Regions from separate parts of the Mus musculus genome. Here region 1 is linked to region 2. The links are chromatin loops, found by intact Hi-C in ENCODE. Cell type or tissue: gastrocnemius. All regions are shown on one strand.

Region 1 (8,000 bases), 130 kb before region 2:
GCAACAGAAGCACATATAGAGTTTTACAAACACCAAGAGATTAGCAAGCCCACACTTGCTTTCTGTAAATGTGATGCTGTCCAGATAGCGCCAGAGTTCATTGAGAATCGGTGGCTTTCGGAATCATCATGAAACTGACAAGCGTGAGACCAGGATGAGCATCTGTGATGTGGGATTCATCTACCAAAGGGCAAAAGGAAGTGAATCTTGGGGCCCCACTCAGCATGAAAGCATAACATTAAGCATCTCATAGGAATTGGCATCTTGTTTCAAGGTGGTCCTCACAGTCATGACTGTTCACCTGCAGCCCCACTTTGTCCTGATTGACCACTCAGACACCTGCTGCCCACTCATAGACACATACAGGCAGCTGCTCTGTGATTCAGCTGTAATAAGACATTTGGAGGAAGCCATGCAGATTCCCCAGTTATCTCTGCCACATGCTGCCAGGGCACCAACCCCATGCAGCTCTTCATGCCAACATCCAACACCTCTCAGCCTTTGCTCCTTTGTTTCTATTTCCTTCTTTTCTAAGGGCTTTCACTGTACATCCATCATAGCCTTTTTCTCCTAGTGGAGGTCAGAACCTTCTCCTGTGACACTGAGGCTGAACCAGGGTGAGGGCCTGTGTAGGCAAGGCCTTCTGCTGCTCGGGATGCCTGGCCTGAACCCAACAGGGTGACATAGTAGCTGGGTGACCATTGGAAAGTTAGCTGACTTCTCATTGCCTCAACAACTTTTTTTTTCCATTGTGCACAGTGGTGGGGAGACACATGCTGTGGTGTATAAGCAGAGATCAGAGAGCAACCTAAGGGGGCTGATTATTTCCTTCCATCTCATGGACCACATGGATCAAACTGAGGGCATCAGGCTTGCTGCCTTTACCCCATCTCACTTACCCTCGCTACTTCAACATCATCTTTCAAATTCCTCAGCGCTATATGTTGATTAGCAACTCAAGGCATGTAAAAATATTCTGCATCCAATAAAGTACTATCCAGCACTAACTCTTCAGACTGTTGCAAGAAACAAGTATATTACCATGCAAAGGTACTAAGGTCAGTGTCTGCTCTTGGGAAAGCCATGGAAATCGGGGCTGTTGTTTTCATATAGCTCCCAAGTGTGTTAATTTGGTTTTTGTCTTGCCAGTTAGACTTCAATGAAGTCCTTGAAAATTCCCATGTCCTTGCTGTCCTCACCTTCTTGTTCTCCTCTTCTTCCCCTTCCCCCTCCCCCTCCCTCTCCCCTCCCCCTTCCCTTCCCTTCCCCTTCCCTTCCCCCTCCCCCTCCCCCTCCTCCTTCTTCCTCTCTATCTTTCTGTCTCTGTCTCTCTCTCTGTCTCTGTCTGTCGCTGTCTCTCCTCTGTCTTTCTGACTCTCTATGGCATTGGGTGAGTGGGTTACTGTTGCTGGGTATATAAGGCAAATGTTATAAAACATGTGCGAGAAAGCAAGAATAGGAATCACTTAGCAACCTGGGACTTTACTTCATTTGGGCTATGTAAATATCTCTTGGCTGTCCTGTGGCACACAGTCTTGTCCCAGAGAGCAAGCTCATCCACTCTATTTAGCCTTGTTCACAGTCTTGTTTCTCACAGAAGCAACTTTTGCATACCCAATACTAACCACTAGGGATAGAGCAAAAGGGTACAACAGATATGCCCCTGCCTCTGAGGAACACAGACCCAATGCCAAGCTTCTATATCAGAGAGATGCAAATTAAATGACACTGAGATTTCCTCTCACCCAGTCAGTGTGGCAGTCATCAAGCAAACAAATGAAGCCATTGAGAACACTCACTCACGTGGCCTGCTGCCAATCTCAGCTTCACAGTGCAGTCCTCTCTAACCTGCACTAAAGCTCTGCCGTGGGTGAAGTCATCTGCCTGCTTTTAAAAACCAGTAACGACAACAAATGACAGCAAACACGGCAAGGATGTTGAGAAACAATCCTTCGAACACTAGAATGGAACTGATAGAGCCAATATAGAAAACAGTGTGGAGGTTGCTTAAAAACTACTAGAAGCACCACAGAACTCAGGTTTACCACGCCTGGGTACAGACACAAAGGACTCTAAGTCAATTTCCCACCAAGATATAGCCATGTTTATTGCTGCTGTGCCATTCACAACAGCAAGGAATTGGAGCCTGCCTAGACACCCATCCACAGGCTAATGGAGTTCAAAACTGTATGGTGTGTATATATACACATGGATTCTTATGCAGCTATAAAGAAGAATGAAATTATAACATTTGCCAGGATATTGATGGAAATGGTGATCAGTGTGTTAAACAAAATAAACTAGACTCAAAAAGACAAATATCATGTGTCATCTGGCGTGTGAAATCTGGATTTGTGTGTGTGTATGTGAGAGAGAGAGAGAGAGAGAGAGAGAGAGAGAGAGAGAGAGAGAAATAGAAAGAGTATAAAGTAGGAAGGAGACTATAAGAGGAGAGAAAGTCTGAAAAGAAAAAGAAAGAATATAAAGAGAATAGAATATTTGTAAGATGAAAGTCTAAGGAAGGTTTATTTGTGGGGAGAGAAGAAAGGGAAGCCAATGTGGGGACAAGTTAGAATGAACAATATTGATCTAGTTGTATGAAAATACACTGTGAAAACTATTTGTGTGTGTGTGTGTGTGTGTGTGTATGCACTCACGCTAACCAAAATTCAATTTTAAGAAATGTTTGCCTTTCATTTTTAAATCTTGGTTTTCTTTTGTGTTTGTTTAGTTGGTTTTTTAGTTTGGGTTATGGGGGTGTTTGTTTGCTTTTGAGACAGTGTCTACAGACCAGAATGGTCTTCAACTCAAAAACCTGCATACGAATTAGAGGTATACTGTTCCATGCCCAACCCAGCCCTATTTTTTGATTTTTCAATACAGGTAACAAAGTAAAAAAGCTTCAAAACACTTTATGCAATCTAAAACATAGCTTTTTTTTTTTATATATACCTTGATCCATGAAAAGGGTGGGAAGGCAGCATTCCCACGGATATACATTTGCGAGCAGAATATGACTTACTGAGCACCCCGCCATGCCCCAGAATTTCTCTGTGTAGGTTAGCATCAGAAGACTGTAGAGTGTTACTTACTGCAAAGAAAGTTTCTTTGTGTAATCTAGTGTGTTCCAGACGTATTTTTTTCTATAAAAATCCTTTTCTTTCTTGACTATCAGCTAGCTTGTGATACATTATAAATAAGCCCCCCCCACACACACACACATCGTGACGTTTTTAAAATAACAACCATTTACTCGATGCAGGATCCTGTGCCTGGCCGTGATGGTTAGCTCTTCTGTTCTCTGCCCAGCTAGCTGTCAGGCCTGTGGCCACCTGCCAGCTGGGCAAGGATCTGGCTGGTCTAAGATGGCTTCAGTGGTGGCATCTCTGTGGCAGCTGGTCTTGGCCGGCAGCAGGTTGACACATGCAAGAACTGTGAAGACAAAGACTGAGATTGGCAAACAAAACAACTTTTGATGCATTCCAAAGACCAGAAAGTTAGCCTGCAGGCCTGCAGGTCAGCCCAGGAAGAAAACATGCAGTCTAGTCCTTGATTCCAGAAGCACAAAGGCACGTGACAAAGGGCATGTGACAACGGGCATGCTGGGAAGGATGGAGGAGAGCATATCTGAAGACTTGTAAGAGTTCCGCCAACTTCCCCAGTTACCATGACATCTGGGCTCACAAGGACAGCAGAACTGAGCAACACAACCTTTTAAGGTAGTGGCAACTCAGACTTTCTTTGCAACAGCAATGTGCCCTAACCAGTTCCACACACAGACCTCACCACCACATGGTGCAGGACACCTAACCAGACTTGACATAGCCCCAGCTCCAGCTCAGAGCTCTGAAAGTCAGAGAACGTGTTCCTTCCCAGCACATACTTTGCCCAGTCCATAATCCAGACAACAGATGGACAGATTAATTATGAGAAGAGACCACTTTCTAGGCCACCAGTGACCCCAGGGCCATTAATCTACCCAGAGGGAAGTTTCCTGAAAACCAGGTCATTTTGTTGGTTTTGTTTTGTTATGTTATGTTTTGCTTTGCATCACTTTGCTTTGTTTTGCTTTGTTTTGTAGGATACTGTAGGATGCTCTTTGAAGATCTTACTCTCCGACAGGAGAAGGGAGTCAACAGTGAAAACAATTTCCACCCTTGCAGTCAAGGAGTTTGTAATTAGAGAGGCAGAGACCCAAATAAGAAAGCACTGTTACTGGTGAAGGAAGCTTATACTCCTGAAAAGGATGACAAAATATTAAAATGAGTTTGTGAATTCTGAAAATGACCAATAATTGGAATGGACATACCAGGTTTTGTGGTCAGAACCCAACTCTGTAAGCTTAACTAACCCAGTAAATGATAAAAGGTGAATGGCAGGATTCATAGTCACCTTCTCTCTCCACGTTTCTCTCCTCTCTGTCTCTCACTGTCTTCCCTGGAACTGCCCATCCAGTGGCTTCTATTCCTACTGGACAAGCCCACATGGCCCCTACTTTTGCCTGGTAACCATGGCTGCATCTTTAGCCACTGACTTGAGGCATGGCTAGAGCACAAGTGGCCACCAGATCTTCTGCTGGTTTAGCAGCTCTGTAGAGTCTTTATGGCCAGTCCCCTGCATCTGCATTTACTCACCCACCAAACTGTGAGGTTTGAATGCTCTAGAGGGCAGTGGCGAGCCAGGTTCCTGTTTACAAAGACCAAGACACTGAAAGTAGCTCTTCATAGCATCTAACTTCGCATTTCAGGAGACAGAGTTGCATATTTTTTTTCCTCAAAAGGAATATTAGTAGCAAGGGAAGAGACCATGGACTGGGAGAAGTGGCACTCCCTCTTTAGACCTAAAAACTATGGCTCCTAAATTGTATTTAGGCCACAACATGTTCAGGGGTTCACACTCTAAAAACTAATGCCTCATCTCTATCATTGTCCCCTTTGTAAATCCTGAATTCTGACCATTAAAGGCTAAAGAGAGTAGGGAATGAGAAAATGCAGGCCAGAAACATGGCAGCAGCCAACATCTCAATACAGCATTATCAGGTCCAAACAAAGGCATCATAGGATGCTACAGCAGATGCCATCTTGCCACGCACGCACACTCCAGTGAAGTCTATTTGGCAGGCCAAGAGGCCTGGGAGCACTCACGAGGAAAAGAGTTTCAAAAGGAACTCACCTCCTGGGGTTTTGGCATTCTCATAACCTGTATATTCATACTCTATCCCTGTGTTAGTCTGGTGTATGGATCCACGTGCTCTCTTTTAGTATTATCTTATTATAAGTGCCTTTTAAGATTGAATTCTGACATAGCTAAGCCTTCGCCAGTGTTCCAACGTCCTAGGAAGTCCTTGAGCTGACCATGGGCTTGGAATTCAATGTTGCCTATTCAGTGACATTCAGAATTGCCTCTGGCATTACACTATCACTTAGAATAAAAGCCAAGTTGCTCCCATATACAGGAATTTACAATGGTTTAGGAAGTAGATCAGATCAGGCTGTGGTTTTAGGGTAATGCATTATTCATGAGATGGCTAGTTAGAGCAGAACTCCCTAATTAGAACCATGACTTGGGTGTGAAAGCCCTTGCCCTAGGAGAGTAAAGATCTCACACCTGGCTTCTAAGACTATAGCTGACCTTAGATAGGGCTGACTTTGTCTCAGTTGTTTTATTGCCCAGTTCCTGCCAATCTTTGTGTTTACATTCCTCTGTTTAGTGTAAGTCATTAAGCATCCAGTAACCTCATTTGTACCTTGTTGATGTGTCACCTAACTTCCCTATTTTCTTCTGTATAAAAAGTTTGATGCTCAATTTGACAAATTACATTCAGATTCTACACAATCTTGCGTGTTGGTCTGTCTTTCACTTCTCTGATTCCTTGCCCACCTTCGACCAGAGACCTGTTCCACGCAAACAAAGGGACCCAGAGGGTCTGTGGCACCAGCTGATAATTGTCATTCAAAGGGGGAGCCTATCAATCATGTGGCTAATCATATAAGACGGTCAGGGCCTCTTTGATCTTTGCCATTCTGCAACTTCTCTCTCTCTCTCTGCCTCTCTCTCTCTCTCTGTCTCTCTCTGTCTCTCTCTCTCAAGATTTGTTTATTTACTTATTACGTATACAATGTTCTCCCTGCTTGTATGCCTGCAGACCAGAAGAGGGCATCTGATCTCATTATGGATGGTTATGAGCTACCATGTGGTTGCTGGGACCTCAGGACCTCTGAGCCATCTCTCCAGCCTGCTTTTTCTTTTTCTTTTCTTCCTCTTTCTATTCTCTCTCCTCTTCCTTCTTTATCTATCTAGATATCTAGCTATCCATCTATCATCATTTATGTATCTATCATCTATCGGTATAACATCATCTGTGTATCTGTCACTTGTCTGTCTGCCTTTTTGTCTGTCTATCATATATATGCACTATTTAGAAGAGAATCTTCTGATTCTCCTGTGCCTACCTTCTAGTGCTGGGAGCACAGGCATGTGCCACTATGCCGACTTTTATTCAGTGTTGGGCACACAACTCAGGGCTTCCCGAATGCTAGGCAAGTGCTCTACCAACTAAGCTACTTCCCCAGCACACCCTACTCCCTGTCCTCCTTCTCTCTGCTCCTTGCTTCCTTCCGATTTCTGATTCTAATTCCAATTCCATTTTTTTATTCTTTAAATATTCTTGGCATCACTTTCCTGTTTATCGCTGTCTGCAATGCCCCAGGGCTGGGCAGGGCAGCCTCAGACACACTGGTATGTGTGGGAGACAGGGCTCTCCAAGAAGGAACAGGCTTATGTCTAGATGTTCATGTCAGACCAAGGTTGAGTATAACCTAGTAAGAACCACATTTCAGATGCGGAGAGGGACAGAAACAGAACGGGGTGTTTCATCACACAGAACTGAACTCTTAGGTAAGAGTACGACCAAAAGAGCACCACCAGTACATACATTGTTAACATACTCAGGGGTGAGGAAGAAAACAATGACTCCTATCCGTACAGGTGCCTGAAACTCAAAGGAAACAGATATTAGAGCTCAAGGGGTGGGTTCACCATCTGAGGACCTTATGGTGGGATCTTTGATTATCCTGACCCCAGGCTCTAGCTGGGAAGCTTAGGAGAAAGGAACCAGGTTTTAAAGACTCTGGCCCGGTTGTCAAAGCAGCTAATGTTTCTAAGTGTGCATAGAAAGCTGCGATTTCAGAACAAGGTCCAGGAAGATGATCTAAAGCGGTTTCTCCCCTGGCCCCTCACTCACCGCTGCCAATGCACTGTGACCCTTTTGTACAGTGCCCTAGCAAAGCCGCCTACACACTTGCGTAGCGTGAACAAGTCTTTCGGTTATTCTCTAAAACTTTAGTGTGGCATAGTGTGTCTTTGAGACACACTCCCAAAACTAGCTTGATAACCCTTTTTTTTTATATATGCCATCATTTTCTAACACAGTGGAAAGGATTGGAATTGTCCTCAAATCTGAGAGATCCTTAATATAAATGATATGAGAAAGAAAATGTTAATCAATAAGGTTAGTATATTCCACTGTCCAAGGAGCAAGTCCTTTTTTTTTTTTTTTTTTTTTTTTTTTTTTGGATATTTTCTTTATTTACATTTCAAATGGTTTCCCTTTTCCAGGTCTCCCCTTCTGAAATGCTCTATCTCCTTCCCTCTCCCCCTGCCTCTATGAGGGTGCTCCCCCACCCACTCACTCACTCCCCTCTTCCCACCCTGGCATTCCCCTATATTGGGCATAGAACACCCACAGGCCCAAGGACCTCTCCTCCCACTGATGTCCAACAAGGTCATCCTCAGCCACACATGCAGCCAACGCCATGGGTCCCTCCATGTGTATTCTTTGGTTGGTGGTCCAGTCCCTGGGAGCACGGGGGGGGGGGTGGGTCTGGCCTATTGACACTCTTGCTCCCTCCATGGAGCTGCAAACCGCCTCAGCTCCTTCAGTTCAGTCCCTTCTTCAACTCCTCCGTCGGGAACCCTGTGCTCAGTCCAATGGTTGGCTG
Region 2 (8,000 bases):
GGTTCCAGCTCCCAAGTCTGGCCACGTCCCGAATTGATTAGCCTTAGAAATCCACATAAATAAACTGTTCCTGCTCTACTTGTTCTCCATGGTCCTCATCATCTGCGAGACCCCAGATCCAACAGAACAACCCTATATACTTAACATCCATGTTCCCCTACTGTTTACCTGTGAGCACAAAGACCTCCTGCCTCCTATGTGTGCACAGCATAGCACGAGTGTGCAGGTTAAAGGAGAGGACACCTTTCAGATACCACTTGTCTCCTACCATGTGGATCCAGGGGTTCAGCTTAGGTAACCATATTTAGTAGCAAGCATCTTTACCTGTTAACCTATTTTCCTGGCCCTCATTAAGGATCTAAGCACAGAGTCAGAACTAACAAAATTGACATCCACAGTGAAGTATTACTCTATACCTATTACAAAAGCCACACTACAAAGCCAGTTGTTGTAAGGGATGGATAGAGTAGAACTCTAATACATTGACAGCAAAACGCAAAAGCACCGCAAATCATTTAGAATTGCTTACAAAGCTAAGCACTCATTTGTCAATAAGACTGGTAATCCCATTCCTCAAAGATGACCCAAGATAAATACAGAAATATCTTCACACAAAAACCCTGCATTACAGCCACTTCATTTAAGGTCAACTAAGACCCAGGTACAACCTCGGCACTAAACATAGGCAAATGAGTGACCAGTTCTATTGTACCTTTGCCTTGAAAGATGCTTCAGCAACAGAGAGAAATGAATTATTGGTACGTGCAGAAACGTGCATGGACCTCAGAAGAATCTTGCTACAGGGAAGAAGCCCACAGCAGAGGCTACAAAGGGCATGATGTCATCAATGTAACATTCTGAACAGAACAAGACAGTGAAGGAATAGGTCAGTGATTACTGCAGGCTGGGAGCAAGGGAGGAAAATTACTGCAAAAAGGCAAAAAGGAACATGGCCAGGTGATGGAAACAGTCTTTCTCTCAATTATAGCGATGGTTGCAAAATCATAATTGCTGCCAATGCATAGATGGTAGACCAAAACTGAATGAATTATATTATATATAAATTATTCTTTATCTCTCCCCCCTTCCCACCTGCTTCCACCTCTGGAAGTTACACAATTACACAAGTCTGATAAAAATCAGGAGGGAAGAGTGACTGTGGTTTAAAATGATGAGTGCAACTTTAAGAAAATAATGCAGTCAGTTACTCCCAACATCAAAGCTTTATGTACAGCTTGCAATTAAACTTAGCTTCAAAGAATTCATTACTTTTGTATTTTAATGTCTGCAAATGCACAATTTGAAACGGATAGCTCTATTTAGGAAAATGCCTCGCTCTCTCAGAATTATCTGATATTGATTCAGGCAAGTCACCAGTCACAGTCTATTGGACACTGAAGGGCTAAAAGAAGTTGTTTCCATAATGAAAAATGCCATACCCAGGAACCAGGAAAATAATAGGAGAAAATGCCATGCGAATACAAGTTCTGTTCTTATAGACTAGCAGCCTGTCTCAGACTCCAGACAGAGTCCTTTGCTCTCCTTATCATCAAGGCTTACTAATTTCAGGAGAACCGGTGATTTTCCCAAAAGAAGACTGGGGTACTATGGTCCCTAGAACACAGATTCCCTGTGCAGAGACAAGGTCCAGCATAGACTGACGGGGTGAAGGATACAGGAAGAAAGTGACTGGGATGAGACCTCTTCCACGTTTAAACCAACAGGAAACCATTGTGGAAAATACACTGAACTTATTTGAATTTGGATTACATTATATTGGCAACTCTGAGGAGTATGAGTAGGGGGTGGGGGTGGAAGTGCAGATGTTCAGTCTAGGTAGGACAGGTGAGAGATGACCAATCACATCTTGAAATAAGAGGCAGTCACTGTGGTGGCTGGAGAGATGGCTCAGCGGTTAAGAGCACTGACTGCTCTTCCAGAGGTACTGAGTTCAATTCCCAGCAACCACATGGTGGCTCACACCATCTGTAATGGGATCAGGTGCCCTCTTCTCGTGTGTCTGAAGACAGCTATAGTGTCATATACATAAAAGAAATAAATAAATCTTAAAGAAGCAGCAGTCTCTGTGACATGGATATGGTATTGTAACTTCTTTAGGATAAGGTCTGAGGAAGACAATAGAATCTTGGTAAAGGGATGGATCCCCACCTAACCGAGACACTATTGCATATGCCAGCAAGATTTTGCTGAAGGGATCCTGTTATAGCTGTCTCGTATGAAGTTATGCCAGTGCCTGGCAAATACCGAAGTGGATGCTCACAGTCATCTATAGGATGAAACACAGGTTTCCCCAATGGAGAAGCTAGAGAAAGTACCCAAGGAGCTGAAGGGGTCTGTAACCCTATCGGTGGAACAACAATATGAACCAACCAGAACCCCCAGAGCTCGTGTCTCTAGCTGCATATGTAGCAGAAGAAGGCGTAGTTGGCCATCATTGGGAAGAGAGGCCCCTTGGTCTTGCAAACTTTATATGCCTCAGTACAGGGGAATGCCAGGGCCAAGAAGTAGGAGTGGGTGGGTAGGGGAGCAGGATGAAGAGAGGGTATAGGGAACTTTCGGGATAGCATTTGAAATGTATATAAAGAAAATATCTAATGAAAATAAATAAATAAATAAATAAATAAATAAATAGAAATATACAAGAGGGAAAAAAAGAATCTTGGTGAAGGTTCAAGTTTTTTTCCTCTTCTCTTCCTTCCTTCCCTGTCTAGCCTAATCAGCAAGTTCCTGGTTCAGCAAGAGACCCTGTCTCTAAAAGCAAAGTGGAAATTGACTGAGGAAGACATCTGTTGCTGACCTCTGTCCTCCATATGCACGCATACACACATGTATGTGCATTCCCCTACACATATATGAACCCTTGCCTCCCCTCCCCCATAAACGATTAAGAAGGTAGGTATTACCCGAAGGATGAAAGTAACTAGGCATGAAAAATTATACAATTTATTATGTTCAAACTTCTGGGGAAAGGTAGGGTTTGGGATCGGTATAATGATACAGAAGATGAGGCCTCCTTACAGAAAAATTAAGGAACAGTTTAGAATCCCAAAGTACTCTTGCATTTGGCGCCATCTGCTGGCCCATGTCTGCTGTGTCTTACTTGGAATTGGCATCTTTTCTTTTTCCTCTAAGCAAATGCTAAACCAGACCACGACAGTGAAAGGTGCAAAATGCTACGGTCCCAAGGCAACTGGCTCTCACAGTTGTCCTTCTTCTGAGTCCTCTGTCTGATGGGCCTTGTGGGAATCGCCTGGTTAATTAGAGCTCACATTTTCTTGGCTGTCATTGGAGCCAAGGTCATGACGATCTGTCTATCCTCTGCCTCGTCACTGTTTGACATAGGAAAGGGGTCCTGGTTCTTATATTTCAGCTGATCCTTTTCTCCTCATCACCCCCAGGAGATAGGACATGAACGTGGACCTCTTCTAAAGTGGACACAAGACAGGATCCAAGAATCGTAAGCATTAGACTGAAGGTGCCGTGTAAACTCGTTGTTGGTTTCTATAATCACACACAAATCACAAAAATGGTAAAAATGAATAATGTTTGTCATTTATGCCTCTCTGTCTTGAAGAATCCTCTACCTTTAATTCGTAGCAGGTAATGTCCCTGTGTCGCTCTGTGTAACTAGCCTGCGGCCACGTTGAGGGTAATGGCAGACCTTTTCTCATAGAATTTTTTTTTTTAATCATGGTGCTTGGCTCCTCTCAGTTATTCATTATCTGAAGCTAAAGGATCATTTCAATGATGGAGCTATAATTTCAGCAATGAAATCCAATTGAAGAATTAGCCCAGTTATTTGTTGTTTATCACCATGCCTTGTTGGATAGTAACAACATTCATCTCTTTTCTTCCTGGCAATAGGAGTCCTGAGAAAGACCATCACATCAGTGTGGATGAGAGCATGGAATTTACTTTCTGTCGTACTGTTAGCTTCTTAGAGCAAAATTATTTTTTAAAAATTAGTATAATTAATTAATTAATTAATCCTGACATATATTTGGGTTCAGAGCTAAAATTTAGTTTTGTACCATTTTCCCAGTGGTAAGTCCATTAGCCAGGGCCCTCCAGAGCAGCGGTTCTCAACTTGTGGGTGGTGACTCCTATAGTCACATATCAGATATCCTGCAGATCAGATACGTACATTACGACTCCTAAGAGTAACAAAGTTATAGTCACGAAATAGCAACAAAATAATTTTTTGTTTGGGGACTCACCACACTAATGAGGAAGTTTATTAAAGGGTTGAAGCATTAAGAAAGTTGAATATTGCTGTGCAGAAGACCAGAACGGATAGGATACATATATATTACAAAGGGACTTACTAAACTGCCTTAAATTGGGGTTGGTCTGGTGCTGTGTACACATGTGTAAGTTATGAACCCCAAGATCTAGTTGTCCCAGACAAACTAATTCCCACGTAGACCAGTCTTTGTTGTGTAAATCTTGCTCCCCAATTTAAAGTTATTGGTTAAATATATGTGGCTGCTGCCAGTTACTGGGGGAGAGTAGAGGTAAGTGGAGCTTTGGGCTGGAGGTATCAGGTGGATGTAGTAAAAATTATTTAAAATCCTGGCCCTGGGCTTCTTCCCCGCCTTAGACCATTTATGTTCCAGAATGAAACACACACACACACAGCCTTTATTTTTTAAAAAGATTTATTTTATTATTATATCTAAGTACGCTGTAGCTGTCTTCAGACACACCAGAAGGGGGTGTTAGATCTCATCACAGATGGTTGTGAGCCACCATATAGTTGCTGGGATTTGAACTCAGAACCTTTGGAAGAGCAGACAGTGCTCTTAACCACTGATTCATCTCTCCAGCCCCAGCCTTTATATTCTTAAATTATGCCCCAGGCAGCACAATCGCTGGGCAGTTGCCTATCCTCCATGCTGTTAGAATCCACTTTCCTATTGATAACCCCAAGTTACCACTTATTATTTACTATGGTCCATCTGGGCTGCACTTAAACTTCAATTGGGTAGCCTTCTGGGCTATGTTCTCTTGGTCTTTAGTCCATGGAGGCTTCTTCCTTTATCACATGGTGGCTTCCTCCTGCCTCTTCCTCCTCTCGTCTTCTTCTTCCTCCTCCTCTCTCTTGTGGATCTCCAAACACACAAAACCTCAACTCCACCTATGTCTCTTTTGCCCAGCTATTGTCTGTTGCCATCTTTATTCACAAATCAGAATTATCTTGGGGGCAGGGTCCCAGGAATGATGTACAGACTCCGGGTCTTGGGCGCCATCACTTAGCATTAGTATAGACAGTAAAAGACAAAATCTCAACAGGTAGAGACCATGAGGAGAAGAAGGAGGAAGGAGACAATAAGAGGTCTCTATTAAGTGTGATGGACCAGGAACATGTGGCTGAGTGAAATGCCCTCTAAGGGCAGACTGATGGAACTCATAGACATCTACAGTTTAGCAACACAGTATAGTGAAGGCTATGAGCCATTCATCCTCATGCCTAGAGTCTAGGAAGGAGCTACAACCCACTGCTGCTACCCAACAACTGAGAGTGTGGCGTGCTATATATGGCTAGCCTGAAGAAATACTCAAAATTCAAAGTCCAGCTCCTGCTGGGCGCTTATTGTTCTTATATCATTATGAAGATTTTTAAAAAAAAGAATGTCAAAATTTTATAAATGAGGGTCAGGCTACATTTGGAAATTCTTGGACCTTAACACTTCTTAGAGAACTGGACACACTGTAACGACTAACATTACAATATCTCTCACACTCTCAAGTACCTTTTTCTTCATCTGTCCTATTTCTGTTCCTACATGTCATCTCTTTCCCCTGTGTTCTTTATTTAATTATGTTCTTATTACTCTTCTGTCTCCCTATCCCACAAGAGTTGGGTGTCTTTGTATTTTGGTCTTCCCTGTATAGTAACTACTCAATAAAAAATACCTGTTGGCTGGCTGAAGACCAAGGGACAACATCAGCCATTAGCCTGGGTTAGCATGTGCTGACCTACTCAGGGCTGTGTACACTCTGCTCACAGAAGCTGGGGGAAAAGATATTTGCATCTCTTTCTGTTCCTGAACAGTAACATCACATGGCAATTTGGAAAAAGCCACCATGAGGGTATTTCCACCACAATAATGGGAAAACCCTACAAATCAGAGTTTGCTTTCAGGCAAGCTAATTACTGTACAGTTGTTAGCATATCACCATGACGTCCAATGCTGGTTAATATTGATGGTTAACTTGACAAGATCTAAAATCACCCATGGAAACAGCCTCTGGGCATACTTTCAAGGGCTTTTCATGCATGGATTATTTAAAATGGAAAGACCCACCCACAGTGTTGGCAGCACCTTCCGCCCAGGCCCAGATAGAAGGAAGTAGAAGGGAGAAGCTTTCCCTTGTTGCCTGTTTGCCTTCATGTCCTGCTGGTGGGTTCATCTTCCCTGTTGCATGAGCTCATCTACTCAGTTGCAGGCACCACCTCTGATGCTGCTATCTTTTGCCAACATTAGAACCCAGCTCCTTTGGCCCTCCAATGCATATTTACAACCGATGACTCGAAGAAACCCTCCAGTTCAGTGGTTCTCAACCTTCCTAATGCTGCGTCCCTCTAACACAGTTCCTCAAGTTATGGTGACCCCCATACATAAATTATTTTATTCGCTACTTTGTAACTGTAATTTGGCTAGTATTATAAATTTCAATGTAAAGGCCCGTGTTTTCTGATGGTGATGGTCTTAGGGAACCCTGCAAATGGTCATTTGAACAACCCTCTACCCCCAAGGGGTTATGACCACAGGTTGAGAACCATTGCTACAGGTTGTAACTGCTTGTGTTCTCATGTTAATTATGCTATCCAAAAACTTGTTGGTAATGTCCCGCACATAAGACTGAAGGAAGCCTGTCAACAGTTGGTTTTTGACTAGTCAATAGAGTTACTGGAAGCCAATGCCTGAACAGGGCAACAGAGACAAGACTCTTAGGATTCTCCAGAAGGGATGGAGGAAGGAGAAAGAGGGAATTCCACCATGACACGGGGGAAAGAGACAGTCCACGCCAGAAAGGTAGAGAAGGGAGAGATAAGTAGGACCAGGGGAAAAGAGGCCCCAAGAAGACTGCTGAAGGAAGACCCCAGACTCAAATAGTATGCAAAAGCAAAGAGCATTTTATTCTGCAGAAATTAGCCGCATGCAGGGATCCCCTTACCAAAATAGAGATGCCAAGAGAACTTACAGACTTACTTTTAAAGCATGTTAGGGGAATTCCAGGGAGAAGTGGGTGATCTGACTTATCTTGATTGGTTGGCTCTATTTCCAGGGCTATGGACATCTTTGGGATTGGTCAAAGCTTTGGGGGAGTCTTGGGGAATTACCATTCTTGATTAGCTACTCTTGGCTCAGGCTAGGTGGTGTGGCTATTCTTGGGAGATCCTGATTGGCCACCCAAAAGGCATGTTTTCTTTTCCTGGAATTTGATTTGTTTTGGATTTGTCCCAGTATTAGGAAACAGAAATTTAGGACTAGTCCTTAAACTACCAGCTTGGAGCCTGCCATGGAGTCTGCCCGGCTTAGCCCCTGGCCTTCTCAGAAGAGGGTTTTTCAAGGGTGTAACTGAGCAAGACTTCTTGATAAGTAGAGGCAAGATGTTCTACTTAGAGGGAACAGCCGAACAGCTAGTACATAGATTCTGAGGATGGAGACAACAAAGTTTGTTTAATGGACTACAGTGGTCTGATGTGAGAAGTGGGAAGGAGGGGTGCAGGCTTTTGGTACAAGGGAGAACAATCTACCAGGGGATAGAGTAGTGACTCAGGGAAAAGAGGGGGAACATCATGAAATAGTACAGGGACAAGTTTCACATAGAATTAAAATGAGTCACTGCAGGCAGAAATGTCAAGAGACATAGTCTAACTTGACTGCTAAAAGCATCACTTGCTCTTTTATGCCCAGGACAGACTACGGCTGGGATAAAAGTGGATGCCTGCAGGCTGGTTAGAAAGCTAT

What was found. A loop is a pair of places that touch in the nucleus more often than their neighbours do. Peaks named below come from ENCODE experiments on the same cell type or tissue, not always from the same donor. Only the 100,000 strongest peaks of a DNase experiment are listed, where the experiment ranks them.
Region 1: it touches region 2 in a loop (2.9-fold over the local background); 16 of 42 quality-filtered maps call a loop at or near these places.

Annotation. Positions count from the first base shown.
Region 1 is chr15:51,764,647-51,772,646 of GRCm38, forward strand. It overlaps Gm41320 (a long non-coding RNA gene), which reads right to left. Exons shown (of 2, transcript XR_875335.1): 2 at 3,226-3,432. Among named protein-coding and RNA genes, the nearest start is that of Gm41320, 6.4 kb to the right of the region's middle. In gastrocnemius, a CTCF peak has its summit at 4,665; DNase peaks (open chromatin) are centred at 1,804 and 3,347.
Region 2 is chr15:51,896,223-51,904,222 of GRCm38, forward strand. All of the region lies in intron 1 of Gm34678 (a long non-coding RNA gene), which reads right to left. It overlaps Gm48923 (a long non-coding RNA gene), which reads left to right and starts at 875. Exons shown (of 3, transcript XR_003951503.1): 1 at 875-957; 2 at 2,733-2,913; 3 at 3,420-3,573. In gastrocnemius, a CTCF peak has its summit at 3,088 (motif pointing left); a DNase peak (open chromatin) is centred at 3,103.